2 separate regions of the Homo sapiens genome follow, and region 2 is linked to region 1. The links are chromatin loops, found by intact Hi-C in ENCODE. Cell type or tissue: B cell. All regions are shown on one strand.

Region 1 (8,000 bases):
TTTACAAATGAATTATGGAGGTAACTGATCTCTAACAGTTTCCTTCATGTTGTTTTAATGCACAAGGGCAGAGGATCTGCTGACCCTTGGAACCAGCGTGAGCTAACCACGTGCTATAGACACTTCATGGTGTCGCACCCAGGGAAGTCAAAGCGCTTTGCTCCCTCACTGTCTGTGAGTCCTCAGCCATTAGTACCCCACCCCCCGCTGCTCCAAAACTTGAGTTATTTCAAATGTTTCTCACTGTTCATCTCTCCACTGACCCCACTCCAGAAAGCCTGGAGAGAGTCCCAAGATGCCACCCACCTTCCCCAATCCCTCGCCACAGATCTGTGTCTATCTCACACTCTGTAAGTGCCGCTTTGCTTCTTCCTCTCTTGAAAAGACTGAGAACACACATTTTAACATGTTAGGAAAATGGGGCAGCCTAAAAAATGACTGATCCCACCGCCAGTGACTCATGTATACTCCAGGCTAGCAGACAAGGCCCTTTTTGGTGGGCCTGCTTCTGTGGGTTCACAGAAACCAAATTACTGTGGGTTGCAAAGAATTAGCAGGTCATTTACAAAGCAGACATCCCTTCACCCAGACTGTGGTTTTGCATGCTCAGGTTCTCAGTCTATGAGCTTTGGTGCAGGATCATTTTGGCTACTGGAAAAACCATAGCTTATTTTAAATTTCTGGTTGCCAAAGCCACCACACGTGTGGTCTGTGGATGACCATTGTCTGCAGAATGACGAGGAAGGAACAGAATGTGGTTTGGGGCTCAGGGTGGCCTTCCCACTGGGAGGGAAGGCGGGAGGGAGCCCTTGCCCTGGGTTTTGACACAGCCTGTGCTCACAGCCTCTCCTCTCATCTGCATTTCTCAGAAATGCCCTCCCTGCCCAGTGGTGACTTTCCCTCGTCACTCCTATGGAGTTCTACCTGGAGCCCAGCCATGTGTGGAACTGTGAAGTTTACTCCTCTGTAAAGATGGTTTAAAGAAAGTCAGCTTCTGAAATGTAACAATGCTAACCCTTGCTGGAACCCTGTAAGAAATAGCCCTGCTGATAGTTTTCTAGGTTTATCATGTTTGATTTTTACACTGAAAAATAAAAAAATCCTGGTATGTTTGAAATTAGTCCTTGTGCATCCTTATCACTTATGATTTGTGTCTGCTGGTGTCAGGATGTAGAAGGGTTTCATCCCGCCCCAAGGAATACTTTCTTAATTTTGCCCCTCTATTTCTTAAAGTCCAGTTATCAAGAAAAATGAATTATCACTGAAATAAAGGTTCTCACCTGACGCCTTGCTGAGCCTACCACTGTGATCCTGCTGCTGGCCCCTGTAACCCACAAGATAGGGTTCCTGGTTCCACTGGTCCTTAGTTCACTAAGGAAACTGGAGGAGGTTGAGGACCTGGACTTAGCATGATCAGCACATTCAGCATGGTGCACCCCTATTCCAAGTCACTGCTCTGCCTTCCTCCCTCAACAGAGATTCTTCTTAAAATACAGTCAAGTTCTGACTTTTTCATGTGTGGGGGCTCACAGACATCCACATTGGGAAACTTGAGTTGCAGTCCTTAAACTCGACCATATTTAAATACAGTTTTTAGATACCTGGAGACCCAAACCGAAGGTGTTAGGGGGAAAAGTCCTAGGAGAATGGCATAGGGATGAGGCTGCTTTCTTTCCATCATCATTGTGTTCTCTCTTAGAAAACGTTAGAGAAAGTAGAGAGAGAGTCTGGCCTTCTGCTCAGCCTCATCTAAAGCACCCTCCATTTTCCGTCTTCTGTGGAAGAGGCATGAGAAAGATTGTCTGAAGTTTTAAGACTAACAAATGTGGGGCTAGGCTGGCACCAGCGTCCTCTGGCTCCATGATCAGCATCATCTCCCTCCCATCAGCACTCCAAAATGTTCAAACTGGCTGAGGGTCTCCTACAGGTTTCCCAGTCTTGCTCAAGCTGAGGAGGAGAAAGGAATGGCATGGCACCCTGCCTTTGCATTTTAGCACTGAATACATTCAAAAACGGCCCCTCAGTAGCTGGTTTTCAGCCCTGGAGAGAAGATTATATGGCCTTCCCCATCCCCAAATCCCTCCCCAAAGCAGAAGCAGCTCAGGCAGAAGAGAGGGAGACAGGGAGATCCTGACCCCCTTTGCCAGTGAGCAGGACCGGAGGTCCACACTGGCGTTGGGGTTGAATGGACTCCCAGCCTGAGAAGAGTTTTCCTTCCTGATCTTGGGAGCTAATTCAATGCCCTAGAGGGTGGTGGGCCTGGCAGTGGAGGCCACCCCACACCTGCACCCTCCTTCTTCCCCTCCCCCATCACTCAAAACCCCGGACCATTCACTTAGGTTGCTGTGCCCAAACCCTCCACCTGCAGGCAACTGCCACCCGAGGGCAGGCAGGGGGAAAGGACCTAGCTTCCTGCCCTCATCTCCTGTCCCTCAGAATCCAGGGTCTGAGGAAGAGTGGAGGTCACAACTCCAGGAAGACCAGAAACACTGGCCCAAGGGATGGTGGAGGGGCACATTCGGCCCAGGCCACAGTTCGGGCTGTGGAGCATTCCGGGATCAGACAGTTGTTTGCATAAAAGCCAAAAGCCACTGCACCTGGGGTGGGGAGGCCCTCTGGGGAGGTGCTCCCTGGCTTAGGGGAGAGGGGGGAAGGAAGGTGTCATGGAAAGTCCCTGAAGGACACGGGGTGTTGAATTTGCTGTGGTTTTGTTTTTAACTCTGTCTTGACCTGTGAAGTAGGCAGCTGCCTCCCTTCTCCGCAAATAACAGATCTTCCCCCAGAATAACACACATACCCAAGGAAAGGGCTGCAGTGGAAAGGCCTGCGGGTGATGGCAGCTACCCCCCTTCCCCAGGAGTGAGGGGGCAGGAAGCCCCAGAACAGCCTTTCCCATCACCTCGCCTCTCCACCCCAGTACCCTGGCCCCCTGGCCCAGAAGAGCTGCCTAGGCAAATAAACCACAGCACTGGGGGTGGTGGTGGATGGGAACTAGGGGGGCGATGCCACCTCCTCCCCCGGGCTTGTCCTTCCACCGCCCAATCCCCATCCCACCCCCACTGGAATTGCATTCTCAGTGTCTCACTGAGAATGTCTCACTCACAGACCTCAGCTGCCCCGCTAGACTCCTGGGGAGCTGTGTGTCTCTTTGCGTGTGCGTGTCTGTCTCCATGTGTGCCTGTCTCTCTCCTTGCATGTCTGTCTGTGTGTGTCTGTGTATCTGTGTGTGTGCGCGCGTGCACGTGTCTCGTGTGTGTGTGTTTGTGTGTGTTGAGGGAAAGCAGGCTGAGTCAGTGAATCCAGCAAAGCTCTGAAGTCCCAAGCAAAAGACAGTCGCAGACTCCCGCAACTATTTGGAGTCCTGGTTCCAATCCCAGCCCTCTCCCTCTCGGGATGAGCCCAGACACTTGACTTCCCCTTCTGGGCGTTGATTTTCCCCAGAGTCAGGGATCTCTGAAGGGCCTTCCAGCTGGTACTCCTAAGACAGGCCTCAACCTCACTGCACCAGCCGGGCTCCAGGTCTTCCCTCTCTCTCCTCTCCTCACTGGACGCTGGAGCTAGAGTAATAGTGGCCGGGCCCTGACTCTCTCAAGATGTCATTTTCCTAACTGTTCTATCAAATTCCAATCCTGGACCCCAGGGGTAGGGGACAGGATCCCCTCACCTGTGGAATTATAGGAGGCTCGGAATAACGCGCGCTGAGGCTGGGTCTGAACCCCCGGCCCCCGCCCTTTCTCAGGTTCTCCTCTTAATTCTGCGTGGACCCAGACCCCAGATTCCCGGCTAGGGTGCCTGGGAGAGGAAAGGGAGGCCGGCGGAGAGGGGGCAGGGGTGCGGCGCGCGGTGGGAGTGAGGGGGGTGTGAGGGGAGGGGCAGCTGCACTTCTGAGAAACAGCTCGGCGTCTCAGCAGCCCGCAGCCTAACCCCCTGCCTGCGGCTTCACAGCTCCCTCCTCCCGCCGCCCACGCCGCTCGGGGCCTCTCCGGGGGTCGGCAGCCCCGGCGGAGACGGTGTCTGCTGGGGAGGAGCGGCAGCTCGGGGGACAGCAAAGTGGAACCCATGGGGGGTGGGAGTGGACATGGAGGAAAGCGTGGGTCGCGTGACACCCCAGGAGTGAAAGGCCTCCCCTCATCGGGGTCCCGAGCGCCGGATCTCGGCGTGCCCGCGTGTTCCCCCGCTGCCCCCGCGCTGTCCTATCACAGCCCGAGCAGGATCCAGAAGTGAAACTGCCCGGGTCACAGCCCAGCGCCGCTGCTGCACCCCGCCCCGCCCTTCCGGGCACTGCCGCTGCGCAGGATCTCCCGGCGCTCGGGCGCCTGCGGGGAGGAAACGGGGGAGGGGCAGGGGAAGTGCCCCCGCGGGCATCTGCAGCGCGCGGCCGCTCTCCTCCGGGGTGCCCGCGCGTAACCGGGGTGGGAACCTCGAGAGACAGGAGCCCCGGAGGCCTGGCCGCGGCGACCGCACTTCCCGCGACGGCCGCTGGGTGTCACTGCAGCCGCGCGGCTGAATCGGCTCGGCGCCTGCGGGAGTGGGGGACGGTGGGACGCCGGGACTAGGCCGTCGCGCTGCACGCCAGTCTCGCCTGCCCGCGCCTGGAGGCTCCGCGACGCTGGGATGCGGCGCCCACACCTTCCTCCACCCGCCTGGCCAAGGAAGCACCTCCCGCCTCGCCCACAGACTCGCAGCGAGGCCCGGACTAAGCAACGCCCCGGGGCGACCGGCTCGTTGCTGCGGCGCCACGCAAGCCACGAAACCGATGGCGCGTCCCCTCGTGGGGCCGAGTTCAAAGAGCCGCGACCCCGACGCGCGCCCCCTGGCGAAGCCGGCGGCCTTCCCTCCGCAGAGGCACGAGGGGCCGCCACGACGGAGGGTGGCTCGGTGGAGCCTGGCGCCCGTCGGCCCCGGCGCGCGCATGCGACTTGGGTGGTGGCGGAAGGGCGGGCGGCGGGGCAGATCGCCTCAGGCACCGGCCCAGAACGGCTGAGAGACGGGTCCCCCGTGTATCCTCCCCTACCCCAACCTGGCCTGACAAGTGTGGGATCCAGCCTTACCCAGCCACCCCCTGGCCCCAACACTAAGTTCCTCCAGTAGATGTGTGGGGCAGGGTGCCTCAGCCTGGGAGGAAGGAACCCTCCCTTGGGAGGCCAAAGCGGGAGGATCACTTGAGGTCAGGAGTTTGAGATCAGTCTGGCCAACATGGCAAAACCCCGTCTACTAAAAATACAAAAATTAGCTGGGCGTGGTGGCGCACGCCTGTAATCCCAAACTACTCAAGAGGCTGAGGCAGGAAAATCGCTTGAACCCAGGGGGTGGAGGTTGCAGTGAGCTGAGATCAGCCACTGCACTCCAGCCTGGGCAACAGAGTGAGACTGTAAAAAAAAAAAAAGAGAGAGCGAGAGAGAGATCCCTGGAATCTTTTGGGAAATTGGGGTAGTGCCAGTAGGAATGCCCTGGAGGACAGGACTCAGGGCATGGGAGTTGGGCAGGTGAATGCGGATGACCGTGCCTGTTGGTCACAGCTGTGTGAGGGTGCGGGTGGCCCGTTCCATCCCTGCTTACAGCTTCCCCTCCAACTCCAAGGTCACAGGGCCCAGTTCCACTACCCAGACCCTAAGGAGATCCACGTGGTTGTCCTGAGGGGGTGGTTTCTGCCTTCCAATCTCCCTCAGTCTGCCCCAAACCACCCTAAAATAAACCTAATCCAAGTAAGAACAAAGTGCTTACAACAAAAATGCAGCTCCAGGCCCGGCGCGGTGGCTCACACCTGTAATCCCAGCACTTTGGGAGGCTGAGGCGGGCGGATCACATGAAGTCGGGAGTTCGAGACGAGCTTCACCAACGTGGATAAACCCCATCTCTACTAAAAATACAAAATTGCTGGGCGTGGTGGTGCATGTCTGTAATCCCAGCTACTTGGGAGGCTGAGGCAGGAGAATTGCTTGAACCCAGGAGGTGGAGGTTGCGGTAAACCGAGATCACACCATTGCACTCCAGCCTGGGCCACAGAGCGAAACTTGTCTCAAAAAAAACACAAAAACAAAAAAAGCGAAACAAAAAAAACTCCAGCTAAACAGCCCCCCCAGGTGCCCATCAAAGAAAAACTTGCCCCTTCCTTGGGGTAGATGCAGCCGTGTGAGAGGGTGTCAGATGACATCATAACTCAACCCACATGGGATTGAATTTCAGGCCTCATCCCCATTTCCCCACACCGCCCCTTCTTGTATGGTGAACTTCGAGAACGCTTGTGGAGCAGCCTCAGCCCGCCCTCCCCACACCCCAGGATCGCCCACACCCCCAGGCTCTGGAGTCCAGTCTGCAACATCCAACTCCCCCAGGATCTAACTCCTTCTTTTCTCTCCTCCCCCAACTCAACTGAGAGCTCAGAGTCGTTTGTCCTAATTGCCACTGCATACTCCCCCTCAAGTCCCAAAGCTGAGGTTCTGCCAACAGCACAGGACAGGAAAGCAGTCTGCAGACGCCCCACCACTGTGCGAGTTGGACCAAGCCCTGACCTCTCTGGGCCCTCTTTCTATCTGTTGGACCAGATCAGTACTTCACTGGTTCAAGCCTTTTTCCTGAATATACCATAAGGCTCAAGTTCCAGATAGAAAGGCAATGCATCCCCCATCACCACCCCAACCTGCCCCTCAAGCCCCTGCCAGAACCCTTGGGCTCTGGGAAGGAGTTAGAAAACTGCTTATGTGGATAGTTTGGAAGAAAGAATCCTTCCAAGTGGCTTTGGGCTCCCCTGTCTGTGTCCTGTCCTTCCTCTCTTCATCCCTCATCAGGGTGCCTGGCACTGGGGCCCAAGGAAGGAGCCAGGCAGGGTCCCTGACCTGATGTTGAACCCTTGGGCCTGTCCACCACCCGTGAACTTGGATGTTGCAGAACTGGCCAGGGCTTTGTCTGGATGCCCCGCCCAGGGAGGTGGGCTCCCCTGGAATCATGCCCACCCCCATCCCAGAGTCCAGAGCGTTGGCAGCAGTCCTCCCTCCCCTCCACACTTGAGCAGGCAGGGAGGCCAACATTGTAGCCACACCCTCCACAGAACCCCTACCCTAAAGGCCCATGGTGCTGCCAAGGATAGCAATGTGCCCTGGCACCCGGCTCCCACCGGCCACGCTGGTCCCGGGAAGCTGGAACGTGTGATGCATGGCAGGCAGCACTTCGCGTCAGCTCCCCAGATGTGGGCCCTGTCACCCTCTCTCAGTACTGGGTCCTCCTCTGCATGGAAAGATGATGAGGAATTTCCCCTTTGCCCTCAAGTTTTTTTCTGAAATGTTTTTAATAAGTACGTATAATTTTAGAATGAAACCCAATAAATCAATTTTGAAAAGACAGTATCTGAGGTCCCAGCCCCCACCCTCTCCCCCAGAGAAGCCCCTGCTTCCCCTCCCACCAGCCCAGATTTTCTCAGAACCACAAGCCTCCCCGATCTAGCACTGCAGCCGTCCTTGGCAGTCCTTTCTGCTGTCTGACCACTGTAGGTCATGCTGCAGTCTCTGAGGTAGAGCAGCATCCTTCCCACATCCTCAGAGCTGGGGGATCTTACCCAGGGGTTCCACTGTGAGCTGGCCCTGAGAGGGTCCCTGTGCCCCCAAACTCTTAGCAGCTACGTCTCCAAAAAGCCAGAAATCTCAGACACTCACCAAGAATGGGCTGCTGCTGGTCTCAGGTGGCCAGATCAGGGCCAAATGCTGCCCCCTCTAAGGGCTCTCGGCAGCCTAGGTCCCTCACTGTGGCCAGCACTGAGAAGGGAGGGGGCAGAGAACAAAGGCTAGAGCAGGGCAGGGCTGCATTTCACCACCTGTCCAGTGGGCTGAGTCTGGCCTCTGTCCCGAACTCCCTCTGCGACCCCTGTCGCAGGTGAGTCCCTGTCTTTCCCTGAGCCTCAGTTTCCCATTTGTAAAGTGGGAAGGACATCTGTCTCACAGTCTCCAATTAGCTGATTGACAGAGAGGCTTTGTCTCTGCCCAGTGCCTCAGGCTGTGAAGGGACAC
Region 2 (8,000 bases), 200 kb before region 1:
GGTTCCCCACACCTGCTGTCCAGAAAATATCTTTTCTATAACAAGCCTTTAGAGTGAAACAGGTGCAGCCAGTCATGGCTCAGACTGTCTTGCAAAAGTCATGGCCACTGGGGAGGTTAGATACACATCTATATGAGGGATTATCTGTGTTACAGGCATTGTTGCTTTATGACGGGTTGGTATGGTTTCGCTGTGTCCCCCACCCAAAATCTTATCTTGAATTATAATCACCATAATCCCCATGTGTTGGGGGTGGGACCGGGTGGAGGTAATTGAGTGATGGGGGTGGTTACCCCTATGCTGTTTTCATGATCATGAGTGAGTCTCATGAGATCTGATGGTTTTATAAGTATCTGGCATTTCCCCTGCTTGCATTCACTCTGTCCTGCTGCTCTGTGAAGGTGTCTTCTTCTCTTTTCCTTTCCGCCATAATTTTAAGTTTCCTGAGGCCTCCCCAGCAATGTGGAACTGTGAGTCAATTAAATGTCTTTCCCTTATAAATTACCCAGTCTCAGGTATTTCTTCACAGCAGTGTGAGAATGGACTAATACAGGGGTTATCTATGCTACAGGCATTGTTTAAGGACTTTGCTGCCAGAATCAGGAATCCAATACCAGTCACCATGGCAGTTTTGCTTCAAGGTGGCATCACACTGCCATTCTTTTACTTTTTATTTTTTATTATTTCCTATATTAAATAGAGATGGGGTCTGGCTATGTTGCCCAAGCTGGTGTGGAACTCTTGGCCTCAAGCAATCCTCCTGCCTCGGCCTCCCAAAGTTCTGGGATTGTAGGTGTGAGCCACCGCACCCAGCCTCTCTTGCTATTCAACAAGCTATTTTATTACAGTCCCCATCCTTGATCCCCCCTCTGTCTGTTAATGCTAGAGTGAAGCAGAGATGGGCAAGGATTAAGAATCCGGAGACCTAAGTTCTGTAGAGAGTTCTGCTAAGAGCCTGCTGTGTGGCCCTAAAGTCTTGTGTGCTCTCTGGGCCTCAGACTGCCCATCCACAAGTGTGGGGGTGGAGCTGGATGAGCTCAAACTCAATTTTCTCCTCGTTGTCATCCCCCAGGTCCCTCTCCAGCTCCACCTATTGGGAAAGGATCCCCTTCTCCCTGGACATGGCCAGCAGCTGCTGTTGCACCTCACTCAGCTCTGCAGAGGGTAAAGGAGAGGAAAGGGCATGAGGGACACGGCATGCTCTCCCTCCTTCTGTGGGCAGGGCATTGTAAAGTGGCTCTGGGGGCCGGGTGTGGTGGTTCACACCTGTAATCCCAGCACTTTGGGAAGCTGAGGGGAGCGGATCACTTGAGGTCAGGAGTTTGAGACCAACCTGGCCGTGATGGGGAAATCCCATCTACTAAAAATACACAAATTAGCTGGGTGTGGTGGTACATGCCTGTAATCCCAGCTACTCGGGAGGCTGAGGCAGGAGAATTGCTTGAACCTGGGAGGCAGAGGTTGCAGTGAGCTGAGATCCCACTGCTGTACTCCAGCCTGGGCAACAGAGAGAGACTCCGTCTCCAAAAAAAAAAAAAAAAAAAAAAAGTGGCTCTGGGAACTGGGGTTAGCTCCCATGTGTGTCCGTGGAGGGGAAGTGGGCGGCAGATTCATTTTTTCTCCTCCAGGAGAGGATGAGAGGAGATTCCTGGAATGGTATGTTCCCTTTTCCCCTTTTGGGAAAAATGAGCTGGCGTAGGGATGGTAGGTGGGCTTGCCCCTCTTGCCTTTTCCTTGGAGGAAGGGACAATAGGGTCTGCACCCTGCCCACTCTGCTTGTAGCTTGGTATCAGGGCTGGCTTCATGGGCATGCAACCTGTGCAGTTGCACACAGCCCCATGCTTCGTTTAATGCTCTGCTGCTACTGTCTTGAATATAATTTTTTTTTTTTTTGAGTTTTGCTCTTGTTGCCCAGGCTGGAGTGCAATGGCGAGGTCTCAGCTCACTGCAAACTCCGCCTCCCATGTTCGAGCGATTCTCCTGCCTCAGCCTCCCAAGTAGCTGGGATTATAGGCATGTGCCACAACACCTGGCTAAATTTGTATCTTTAGTAGAGACGGGGGTTTCACCATGTTGGCCAGGCTGGTCTCGAACCCCTGACCTCAGGTGATTGGCCCCCACCTTGGCCTCCCAAAGTGCTGGGATTACAGGCGTGAGCCACCACGTCTGGCCAAATATAATTCTTAATAACTTTTGTAGCAAGGAGTCCTGCATTTTCATTTTGCACTGGGACCCTTAACTTTTGTGGTAGGTCTTGCTTGGTACCATTGGGCCTAACCTAGTAGGCCTGGTACATCAGGGATGGCCCTCACCCTCATCCCTGACCCTCACCACACAGAGCACCCAGCAGGTACAGAATGTTCCTCCAACATGGAGCTGAGGTTGCTGGAAGTCTCCTGCAGTCCCGCAGCCATTCAAAGACCCCGTTCCTACCCCCAGTCCTCCCTCTCAGAACTGGCTCCTGTAGATCCAGAACTCGATCAACCTGGCAGAGAGATGGGAAGTGATGATCCCCCTGAAATTTGAGAGACAGGGAGCTTCCTGAAGGGAGGGGGACGCAGGTCTTCACGCTCAGAATGGCCATTCCATCAGGGCCAGGCCCCAGTCTCTCTTGCGGCCGGAAGAAGCCTACTCAGGTGGGCTGAGATCTCCCAGGAGGAGGCCGATCACGCCCCATCCAGCCCATCTCTGGCCCTACCACCTTGTATCCCCGCCCTCAGCCATCTTAAGCCTAGCCTATCATCCCCCACCATCCACCCTCCTACTCGCTAGCCGGGCTTGGGCTTCCGGCGCATGTCTGGTCCTCAGCACTTGAGCCTTGTCCCCGATCCCGCCCCGCCCCTGGGCAATCCGCTCTGCCCCCTGCTACCTTAAGCCCAGCCTCTCGTCCCTTGTAGTCCGGCCGTCCACCCAGCCCCGCCCCCCGGACGCCATCACCATCTCTGCCCCGCAGCCCGCAATTCCGCCCACCCCGCCCCAGCCCCGCCTCTACCCCAGCCCCGCCTCCACCCAGCCCCGCCCTCACCGCACCAGCCCAGCCTCCGCACCAGCCCCGCCCTTACTGCCCAAACTCCGTCTCGGCCCCAGCCCCACCCACACCTCCCCCGCACCGCCTCCGCACCAGCCCCGCCCTCACCACCCCAGCCCCGCCTTCACTCCGCCAGCCCCGCCTCTGCCCCAGCCCCGCCCTCACCGCCCCAACCCCGCCTCCGCACCAGCCTCGCCCCAGCCCCAGCCACCTCCTCAAAGCCCCAGCCCCGCCCTCAGCGCCCAAACCCCGCCTCTGCCCCAGTCCCGCCCTCACTGCTTAAGCCTACCACACCAGCCACGCCTCCCCAGCCACGCCCACACCACCCCAGCCCCGCCTCCACCCCAGCCGGTCATTCTCTCCGCAGGCGATCTGCCGCCCGGGTCAGGCCTTTCCGCACCGCAGCTGGTCCTTCACCTCCACCTGCAGCGCCCGAAACCCCCTGTGCTCCTGTGGGGCCATCTTGGGCCCGGACTGAACTGTGGGTTCAGGACAGTGGTGACTGGGACCCTACCCCTCTCCACCCTCTTCGACCTCACTTTACTCAGCGAGTCCCTCACTCCCAGGCACAGAGGTTTCTTTCTGGGGTATGGCGCCCTGCTCCCCCGTGCAGACTCTCCTCACCAGGAAAAGATGGTCACAGCAGGGTCTTGTGGTGAGGGGGCGTTGGGGGCTCAACGCCTTACAACGTTTTCCGATGGGCATTGAGGATCCTGTTTAGGGGAAAGGGACACACCCTGTCACCATGGATGACTGTCAGATGGAGAGCGAAATCACGAGGACGGAAAGCCCAAACGGAAGAGGTGTCCTGCGCCAAGGTGCCGCCCTGAGTGGGCCTAACCTCAGCCTACCTGGAACAGCGTGGTGGAGGCTTGCGGGGAGGATGCACCGAAAAGGCCCAAGAAACCCGTGGCTGCCATCACAGTCAGCACTACGTCCCGCCAATGTCCAGGGGACCCCTCTGCATCCCACCCACCATCACCCCAAAGTCTTTCCCTTGCGAAGGGGCTCTGGGCTTCAGCTGCTGACTTGACAGATTTCTTTCCTTTGCTTAGGAAAGGGGTCTCTGTGTCCCTCTCACCTTCTAAGGTTTTGTCCACCTTTGGGTTGGGGATGGGGAGAAGAGCCCTCTGCTTCTCTGACCTTCTGAGGGCATTTTCAGCTTCTTGTTCTTGGATGGGGGATGTCTGTGAAGGTCAGAAATGGGGCACTGTGGCCAGGTGTGGTGGCTCACGCCTGTAATCCCAACACTTTGGGAGGCTGAGGCAGGTGGATCACATGAGAACAGGAGTTTGAGACCAGCCTGGCCAACATGGTGAAACTGTCTCTCCCTATCTCTCCTATTTCATTCCACTGGAAGGGGAGTGTGTGTGTGTCCCAGAGGGACAGGGCCCCGTGGATTCTCTCCCATCTCTACTAAAAACACAAAATTAGCTAGGTGTGGTGGTGTGCGCCTGTAGTCCCAGCTACTCAGGAGGCTGAGGCAGGAGAATTGCTTGAACCCAGGAGGCGGAGATTGCAGTGAGCCAAGATCGCACCATTGCACTCCAGTCTGGGCAACAAGGGCGAGACTCTGTCTCAAAAAAAAGAAGAAATGGGGCACTGGGCACTGGCTGTCTCTGACTTCTCTGTCCCTTCCCACCCCCACCCGCCCCTGCACCCAATATATATAGTGTTGCCTCCAGGAGGGGACACGTAGGTGCAGGCATTAGGGAGCCACACAGCAGGGGATGTGGAATAGGGATTGGGAGGGACCCAGGAGGGGGTGGAGTCGCCAGCTGGTTTGGGGGGCAGAGCCCAAACAGAAATGGAAGACTCCAAACTTCCAGACTTCAGCTCAGCTCTGAGGGCTTGGCTCAGAGTAGGAACCGTCCCTTGGGAGGCCGCCTCCCCTCCCCTTCCCTCCCTCACACTGTACTCTGTGACTCCAGCTCTCCTCCCCAGTGACCCACTGCTTGGGGAGAAAGGCCATGATGATGCTCCCGTGTGGAAACAGAGAGCCCTGGGAAATGCAGCTGTCCACAGGGCAGGGAGGGGAGGGGAGGGGAGGAGATGGGAGAGAATGAAAGAAGGGAACCCTGGCAGATGGTGGGAGAACCCTGGCTGCAGTGGAGCTGCCTGGCGAAAGAGCCAGCTGGGAATCTCAAAACCTGGGCTTTGCTCACAGATTGACCTTGGGTCAGTCCCTGGACTTTTCCAAAGTCCAGTTTCCTAAACTGTACGAAATGGTGATTGCAATAGCAATTTTGCCTTCCTCAGGGGATTCCTGTGAGATGATAGATGAAAAAGTCCTTAGAAAAGATAAAAGTGTGAAGGGAAATGGCATAGAATGCAGAGGAGAGTAGGGGCTGCGTGGGGGAAGGAGAGGGGCAAGTGTGCATGGAAGGGATGGGGCAGAGAAGGCATCTCAGAGATTCCCAACCTTGAGCCCCACAGCAGTGAGGTCGGGGATGGAACTGCCCCTCTGGCCTTACCCCCCTTCTTCAGCATCTCCATGGTCTTGGTCACCACGTATAGATTCTCCCCATCCTCCGGAAGCTTCTGGAGGAAGGACTGCTCTGCCTACTTCAGCTTTGTGGAAGGGGTGGGGCTAGACTCAGAGGCTGTCAGAGGTTGCGAGTGGGTAGACCCTCTGCCCATTTCAGCTGCACCCTGGGCTCATGGTTGTCTCTCCCTATCTCTCCCTTATTTCATTCCCCTGGAAGGGGAGTATGTGTATGTCCCAGAGGGACAGGGCCCTGTGGATTCTAGTCCTGGTTCTTTCCTTCCCTCCCTATGTGACCTTGGATAACTCGCTGCCTCTCTTTGGGCCCTTTTGTAAAATAGAGATCCCTGCCAACTTGAGCAGTCCGTGCTATTCTGGGTGGGTGCTATTCCTCTGTACCAGCCTCTAGCATCTGGCCTGGAATCCTCAACCTGCCTCCTCACCCCACCCTGCAAGCTCGCCTCTTCCTCAGGTTTTCCAGATCATTCACGATGATGGCTGAGGTTTTGGATGTCCAGGGAGTTTTGACATTTGCCTTCGACAGTGACAGAGGCATTCACCAGGACCCCTGTGACTGCAGTCTTGGTGATCTTGAGTCTTTTCTTAGTTCTACAGGACAGATGTGCCCTGTGCTCGTTCCCATACACCCTCTGCTGGAAACATTCCCTGATAAATTGCCTTGGCCCCAAAAGTGAATGAGAAGTGAGGGCTGACCTTAGACATTAGTATTAGTGTGGGGGCTTAAGTTTTGTTTGGTGTTCTAAAAGAGGAAGATGGCAGTTGTCATAAGTGTAGAAACATATATATATATATATTTTTTTTTTGAGACGGATTCTCACTCTGTCACTCAGGCTGGAGTGCAACGGCGTGATCTCAGCTCACTGCAACCTCTGCCTCCCGGGTTCAAGTGATTCTTCTGCCTCAGCCTCCTGAGTAGCTGGGATTACAGGCGCCCGCCACCATGCCCAGCTAATTTTTGTATTTTTAGTGGAGACGGGTTTTTGCCAGGTTGGCCAGGCTGGTCTTGAACTCCCAACCTCAGGTGATCCACCAGCCTCGGCCTCCCGAAGTGCTGGGATTACAGGCGTGAGCCACTGTGCCCGGCTGAAATATATATTATGATTGGGGAAGATCAACTGCATTACAGGGGCCCGAGGCAGATACGTGTGTGTGTGCTCACATATGCGTGTGTGGTGGTAGTGGGACATAAAAGCTGTGATCACGCCACTGCACTCCAGCCTGGGAGAAAGAGTGAGACCCTGTCTCTAAATAAAAAAAAAAAGAAAAAAGAAAAAAAAAGACTAGGCTTTTAGGCTGGTTTGTTTTGCATGGCCCCAGGGGCAGATCTTCGACCAGTGGGAAGAAGGAACAAGGAAGTAGTTGAGGTTGAAGTAGCATTTTCCAATAGTCATTCTGCCTTATTTACTTCAGTCCTTGATGGAAATTCTTTCTCAAGTGCATCACCAGCTCCCTGCTTCTGAGAATGGACACTCCAAGATTTGAACTTTTCTGCAGGTAACCCGAAGTCAATGTACTGATCTCATGCATTTTGCCAATGCCCATAGGCCCCTGTGAGGCAGGGGGAGTCAGTTTTCCACACAGGGCCATTTAAGAGACACTAAAATGCCCTGTGACAATGCCTTTTGAGTTCTTAGACTTTTAATCATGTCCCTCCCCGTCGTTAGGGTGTACTTTCTCACTGCTGTTATTCTGACCCTCTGTAATATAATTTTTGCTACTTCAGAAATACTGTTTCTAACTTGATATAAGCAGGAAGCCACAGTTCTGAAATTATTAGAACTCTTGTAAACTAAGAATAAATGAGTTCTGAGCGAGGGTTCCTGTGAGCAAAGTACATGACCCTTTGTCGGTGTTTGATTGAGATGCTCCTTATGGGTTCACAGGGCCCCTGTGCACAGCCCTGTCTTCCTGGACTGTCATCACTGATACACTAGCCTGTCAGGTCCCCAGGGTCAGGCACAACTTCCTGATCTTTGTAGTTGCAGCGCCTGCCATGCACAGGAACTCAACGGATGGTGTTTGTTTGTTTGTTTTGAGACAGAGTCTCATTCTGTCACCCAGGCTGGAGTGTAGTGGCACGGTCTTGGCTCACTGCAACCTCTGCCTCCTGGGTTCAAGCGATCCTCCTGCCTCAGCCTCTTGAGTAGCTAGGATTACAGGCCCGCACCACCACACCCGGCTAATTTTTGTATTTTTAGTAGAGACGGGGTTTCACCATCTTGGCCAGGCTGGTCTCGAACTCCTGAGCTCAGGGCCCACCTTGGTCTCCCAAAGTGCTGGGATTACTGGCTGGAGCCACCGCGCCCGACCAACAGATTCTTGTCGAATGAAGGGGTGGGCTTGTGGTGGCATCCATTTGGCAGCTTGGGGGCCTTGTTCTGCTTTCCCTTTGCCTTCCTGGTTTGGGGTGACTGTTCCTTGGAGGTAAGAGAGGTTGATGATGGCAGATTCTCAGAGAGCTAAGGC

What was found. Hi-C counts contacts between places; a loop is a spot of excess contacts. Peaks named below come from ENCODE experiments on the same cell type or tissue, not always from the same donor. Only the 100,000 strongest peaks of a DNase experiment are listed, where the experiment ranks them.
Region 2: a loop joins it to region 1, with 21 times the contacts of the local background. A loop is called at or near these places in 12 of 110 quality-filtered maps.

What each region holds. Positions count from the first base shown.
Region 1 is chr17:39,750,835-39,758,834 of GRCh38, reverse strand. IKZF3 (IKAROS family zinc finger 3) reads left to right here. Exons shown (of 8, transcript NM_012481.5): 8 at 1-1,117. Among named protein-coding and RNA genes, the nearest start is that of GRB7, 17 kb to the right of the region's middle. RefSeq lists enhancers at 596-675, 2,555-2,864, 3,275-3,324 and silencers at 3,815-4,544, 4,685-4,734, 4,775-4,914. In B cell, a CTCF peak has its summit at 4,501 (motif pointing right); DNase peaks (open chromatin) are centred at 594, 2,654, 3,224, 4,364 and 1 weaker place; H3K4me3 peaks cover 3,378 bases; H3K27ac peaks cover 5,657 bases.
Region 2 is chr17:39,948,175-39,956,174 of GRCh38, reverse strand. No RefSeq gene overlaps it. Among named protein-coding and RNA genes, the nearest start is that of GSDMA, 11 kb to the left of the region's middle. RefSeq lists silencers at 2,789-2,838, 2,879-3,398. In B cell, no CTCF peak of the experiment used is centred here; DNase peaks (open chromatin) are centred at 3,144 and 7,462; H3K4me3 peaks cover 1,376 bases; H3K27ac peaks cover 1,321 bases.